Linked DNA regions of Homo sapiens: region 1 is linked to region 2. A link is a loop called in an ENCODE intact Hi-C map of the cell type or tissue named here. Cell type or tissue: heart left ventricle. All regions are shown on one strand. Links, peaks and the distances in the headings refer to the core of each region. The heading gives the core; the rest is flanking DNA. Region 1 has its middle 42 kb from the start of GALR1. Region 2 overlaps MBP (myelin basic protein).

Region 1 (2,914 bases), core at 120-2,619, 120 kb after region 2:
GTCTAGATTCTGAAGAGTCCACAGTGAATAAGACAAAACCCTGTGTCTGCAGAGTGACCTCTCTGGGTGACCGTCTATTCGTGTCAAGCCTCATAAGGTCTGCCCAGAGCCATGTGCACCAAGTATTAGTGGAAGAAATTAATTACTAAGAGGTTTCCTGAAAGGGCAATACTAGGGTTATCAAGGACACCCATGTAGAGAATTCATCCTATACATCACGTACATGTAAATGATGTGTGTGAGTATTTAACAAGACTGTCTCACAATATTTACATGCCTGTCTCCCTTCCGTGTTAAGTAGAACAACAAACAGGGAGAATCGGAGGTGGTTCAGCAGCCTCCCCACGCTTCCTGATGTTCAGAAGTCTTTCCTTTTTTCTATAAGTGAAGGTTCATCTCAAGCTTCGATAAATACTATAAAGAATTCTTTGATGAAAGGCAAAGGTGAGAATGGAAAATATATGTAGGAAAAGTAAGCAGTAGTCTTTGCTTACTGTTTGATGGTACTTTTTCTTTTCATCATTGCAAATTTGTTTCATGTTTTTAGTGTTTTAAAAGAGAATTGCAGCCACTACTCATATTTTTTCTATGTGTTTCTTTTTGCTTCACTGATATGAAGAAGTAGAGAAAGCAATGATAGTGTAATTAAATCTATTAACATATATAACCTAAAAATGTGGAGATGAGATAGAAAACTTCTTACGAAGTTAATAATTCAGTTGAGTTCTGTGTAGACAAACAGTCGGCTTGTCTATTCCTTTTAGCCCTGTAGCTTAGGGGAGGATACAGTTCTGTTGCTGATTCATCCCGTTCAGCCTGCACAAGCTGTCCCAGAACCACCAGAGAACTTGGACGCCTTTGCCTCCCCCACAGCCAAGGGCCCTGCTGGGAGAAGTGGAGTCGAGTTGGTGTAGAATGTTTCCCCTGGGTGCTCAGGGCATCTATTGAATGGGTTGTGGGCTAGAGGGAGGAAAATTCACTCTGGTAAGCTCAGGCCCAGAGGTGTGCAGAGATTTTCCTGTCCATCTCTGGGTTCAGAGGGACAGGAAAGAGCCACAGGGGCTTTGCCCGGGACACTTTTGGATGCTCCTGGCTGGAAGGACCAGGCAGGCAGGGGGAGGGGTGTGAGCAGATGGATGGGAGTGGCCATGGCATGGCCTTCTCTGTGATTTATCCCTCCCTCTCTAACGTTTTTATAAAAAAGAAAAATCAGTTTGGCAAAACTAGATGAGCTGAATGCTCCTAACTATTGCTGTTTGTTGAAATGACCTGCGGTGATAGCTGGTCCGCGTGGGATGAAACCTGCATGGACTGACAGGCTTAGTGATGTATGCCACCAGAAAATGTCCCCAGTTCTTTTGGAAATATTAATGCTGAAAAGTGAGAAATAAAACAATACCATTTGTGAAATAGTAAAAACGAGAAACCCTAGGCTTATTTTCAGTCCTGCCCTGGAAACCCTGTAATAATTAAGATTTTTCTAGAAAACTCTTGAGAGGTGAAAAGCCCTGGGTGGAAGGACACGCCCTGCTGTATGCTACATGACCTCGGAAGATACTCGTGATTCTCTTGATCCTTCTCTGTAAAATGGGGCACACCACACATCTCCACCAGGGGCACTACACAGGGCTCAGGATGAAGCCCTCACACGGCAGGAATTTCAGAAATCTCAGCTGGCAGCAAATTTAGAAGCCCTGAATTATTGATAGCATATTTTCTCTCCTGCCTGAATCCAAAGGCTTTGTGAGGTCAGGACCACGCTGGCTGAGTGCCCAGGGTGCTCCAGGGTCGGGGCACGTGCTCAGACACATGCAGAGAACGACTGAAAGTTGAAAGGGGTTCAGTTAACTCCAAGTCCACGCATTCAGCAGATTATGTCCCACGAGAAACACACCAGAGAGATGCCGACCAAAGACAGCCCTTGCTTCTGCAGTCACTAGTGTTTATTATTATTATTATTTTTAGAAAGAGACGGGGTTTCAGTATGTTGCCCAGGCTGGTCTTGAACTCCTGGGCTCAAGTGATCCTCCCATTTTGGCCTCCCAAAGTGCTGGGATTCCAGGCGTGAGCCACTGTGCCCGGAGGCTGGTTGTTTTTAATGTCCTTACTGAAGTATAAAAACACTGTTTAGTGTTTCTTTATTTTGTTTTTCCTGGCTTTCCTGTACTTGAACTTTTTTTTTTTTTAAGAATTCCATTTTGATTTATCTAGTGTTTTGGGGTTTATCCTTTTTTATAGTTTTTAAAAATGGTAGCTGTAGGTACTTCATTATTTATACACATCCTACATGGTCTAGTGGTGCTAGATTTTGTTAGTTCTAATACAATATGGTCACCTAAACTCTCGTTTCATACTTTCCCTCCCCCATATTATATTATAGTTTACAATATTATGTTATAGTTTATAATATGACTATCATCTTTAATACTTTCTTTACATACATTGAGAACATCAGACAGCATTATCATTTTTGCTTCCAACCATGGAACATAATTTAGAAAACTCAAGAGGAGAAGGAGTCTATTTATTTACCCATATTTTTTACTTTTGCTGTTGTTCTCACTTTCTTCCCAATATTCCAATATTGCTTCTTTTATAATTTCCCTTCTGTTTAGGAAACTTCCTCGAGCCATGCTTTGAGTAACCCTGCTGATGGCAGATTCTCTTAGTGCTCCTTCACTGGAGAATATCTCTATTTATACCCGTCCATGAGGGACATTTTCCCTGCCATAGACTTTTGGTTGACTGGCCTTTTCTCTTGGTATTTGAGACGCTTGCTACTTCCTTTTGGGTTCCATGGTTTCAAACGGAAAATTTGCACGTCCTACAAGCAATGTGTTTCTCTCTGGCTACTTTGCAGCTATTTTTCTTTGTCTTTAGTTTTTCAGACCTTTGATTATGATGTATCTTGGTA
Region 2 (2,914 bases), core at 227-2,726:
AGGCTAATGCTTGTTCCTACCCATTCAAGAGCAAAATTAGTCACCCTGACTTTATTAAGTAACTGCATGTGTTCCAAAGAGTTCATGCATACAAGTGCGAATAGATGCCAACCATCACGATCAATTAGGGACAATTCCTCATTTTCAAGAGTCTAAACAGGATATTCTCTGCAAATCCACATTCTGGAGAAATGTTGTTTTTCAGGCCACAGATGTTCTCTAGCCTTGTAGTGGGTAATCAAATCAAGTTAGAATATGGTTACACGAAGATGCAAGTCATAAAAATACTGAAAAACCTCTCTATGGAGCATTCAACTCATTCTCACAGGTCACACAACTAATCTATCCAGGAATAATGCAGATTAAATGGGTTTCTCTGAGTTATTCATGAAACAATACTTCTATTTTAAGCGCTAAGGGAATTATGACTTCAAAGAAAAATCAATCTCCTAGTCTTTATAGTTTAATGCACATTATTACAAGCTCAAGAACAAACCATAAAAAACCGATTTTCTTTTACATGTTGAGGAGTTGGCAAAAAAGGCATGAGCTATTATAATGTTCCTAAACAGAACATCTAAATATTTTGTATTCCAACAATGACAGGAAAAGAGTGTCTTAAGAACAGCTCGTCAAAAGGAAGCAGTATACGCTCCTCTAATGTTCTCCAGACACCACGTCATAGTTCACTTCGAAACGCATTGCAATAAACCACTTTTTAAAAAGACTAAAATTGCCACGGAAGAATAGGCGATCCACCAAATGTTACATTCAATCTGTTTTATTTGAAAAGTATAAAAATAAATGGTTCATCAATCACTACAGCCCCTTTATTAATTCCATAGAAAAAAAAAACAACAACAACGAAGACACATGCTTTTGGATGCGAAGCACTGGCAGAGCCCTTGCCACCGCAAACGGAAAGAGGGAGGGACTCCTGACCCATCCAGGAGGCGAAATAGCCCCGCGGCAGCGCCCCACCCCTCTGCCCTGCCCCTTAGGGAAAACCCCCGCGGAGCCTGGCGGGGAGGAACACGCGACCTTCGCACTCACCTGGCGCGGCCAGGTCTCCCTGGCCCCAGAAAAAGGCCAACATTGATGATGACCTTACCTTTAAAAGAAAATAAGACGTTTGTATTCCCCACTCCCATTTTTTTCTTTTTTTTCTGCTTTGGCCACCCGCGGCAGGTGGTGCAGCAGCCCCGCTCTGAGCAGGGATCCGCGGAGCTCGCCAGCCCTAGACCGGATCCCAGGGAGGAGGCGCGGCCGGAGCCAAAGCGCAGAGGCCTCCCTCCCTCGCGCGCCGGGTCGCACTTCATTCCTGCACAGGCAGAATCATCTGGCTTCTGCAAAGCAGTCGCGCAGCGCTGTAGGGTGAGGCCGGCGTGGGAATCTAGGGAAGGCTGGAGGCAAACACCGCAGGAGGAGGGGAGGGGAGGGGAGGCGAGCCGGGAGGCCTGGGGAGGGGAGCCTGGGCGCGCCCCGGGCAGCTCCTCTTGGGCCGGGTTCCTCCTTCCAGGCAGGCGCTGGGATGGGGCCTTCTCCTCCCAGGGTCGCCCTGGGGACAGGTCCCGGGGCAGCTGGGAGCACCCCACGCACGTGGGCTGGGATCCCCGCTTCCCACTTGCGCGCTCCTGCTGCCTGGGAGGCCACCGCTGACACCCCGCGGGGCAGGGGATGGGGCAGGGGTCTCCGGGGACTTCCACAGCCTATGTCCACGCGGCGCCTGGAGGGGAGCGGGAGGAGCAGGCAGGTTCCCACCCTCCGAGCCCAGGCAAGGAACGGCCTTGGCGAGGGAGCCCGGGCCCTCCAGGCCACACCTACGGGGCTCCTAAGGCCGGGTTCTCGCCCACAGCAGAGACCCTGGCCACGCATGGCCACCTGGCCTCCGGGATGCGTCTTCGAGTGCTGGGGCCTCAATAAACAAATACTGTAGCCTGGGTGCTATAAACCACAGAAAACCCTTCCTACCGGTTCTGCAGGCTGGGAAGAGGTGGCTTTGGTGAGGGCCCCGGGCATCCCTCAGGGACAGTGCCTTCCAGCTGCGTCCACGTCCAGCAGAAGGGGCGAGGGAACCCCCAGCCCCTTTAATGAGGGCAGGACCCATCCATGAAGGAGGGGCCTGTGGACTTAACTGCACCCCAAAGACCCACCTCTTAACATTGTCACGTTGGGTGCTAGGTACCAACGTATGACTGTTGGGGCCACCAACCTTCAGGGCACACCAGATGCTCAGTTTTTAATGTTGTCACAGGCCCATAACCTTCTTACATACAAAAAAATTGGGAAACATTATTCTGGTATGATGCATGCGTATGATAATAATCACATGCAGATTAAAATGTTCTAGAGATATTGTAAATCATTAGCATTGGGTAAAGTTGCCATTATTAAACAGTTTTTTTGTGCTTCTTTATTTCTCTAAAACAAACTGGTTTTTATAATAATACAAAAGATCAGTAGGATAAAAAAATTTTTTTTGAATAAAACTTTACAAATCCACCTTTTATATTCAAATCATTAATGATCCCTGCAGTGGGTTGTGTCCCTTTTCCCCCAAAAATAATATGCCCAAGTCCTAGCCCCTAGCGCCTTGAAGATGTCCTTATTTGGAAACAGAGTCTTTGCAGATTTAATGAAGTTAAGGATCTCCAGATGAGATCAGTCTGCATGGGCTACAAGGCCTAAAATCAAGGCCTGAGTCTATGTGTGGACACTCCCCTGCTCCGATGGACAAGGCCCAGGCCACCCACCCTCCTTGTCACAGGGCCTGGCGCAGTGGTGCTCACCTTGCATCACAGGCCTTGGTTCCCTGACAGCTGGCGGAATTATTCACGTAGCCTGTCACATCCTCCCACGGGACACAGGGCACCTGCCTTCTTCATACTACAAAGGACACAGAGGGCACTGCCTT

Evidence for each region. Hi-C counts contacts between places; a loop is a spot of excess contacts. Peaks named below come from ENCODE experiments on the same cell type or tissue, not always from the same donor. Only the 100,000 strongest peaks of a DNase experiment are listed, where the experiment ranks them.
Region 1: a loop joins it to region 2, with 2.1 times the contacts of the local background. A loop is called at or near these places in 8 of 110 quality-filtered maps.

What each region holds. Positions count from the first base shown.
Region 1 is chr18:77,206,048-77,208,961 of GRCh38, forward strand. No RefSeq gene overlaps it. Among named protein-coding and RNA genes, the nearest start is that of GALR1, 42 kb to the right of the region's middle. In heart left ventricle, for the core only: a CTCF peak has its summit at 1,598; DNase peaks (open chromatin) are centred at 864 and 1,764; H3K27ac peaks cover 1,733 bases.
Region 2 is chr18:77,086,235-77,089,148 of GRCh38, forward strand. All of the region lies in intron 2 of MBP (myelin basic protein), which reads right to left. LOC124904328 (a long non-coding RNA gene) reads right to left here. Exons shown (of 2, transcript XR_007066420.1): 2 at 1,112-2,886. Among named protein-coding and RNA genes, the nearest start is that of MBP, 45 kb to the right of the region's middle. In heart left ventricle, for the core only: no CTCF peak of the experiment used is centred there; DNase peaks (open chromatin) are centred at 987 and 1,347; H3K4me3 peaks cover 2,100 bases; H3K27ac peaks cover 2,268 bases.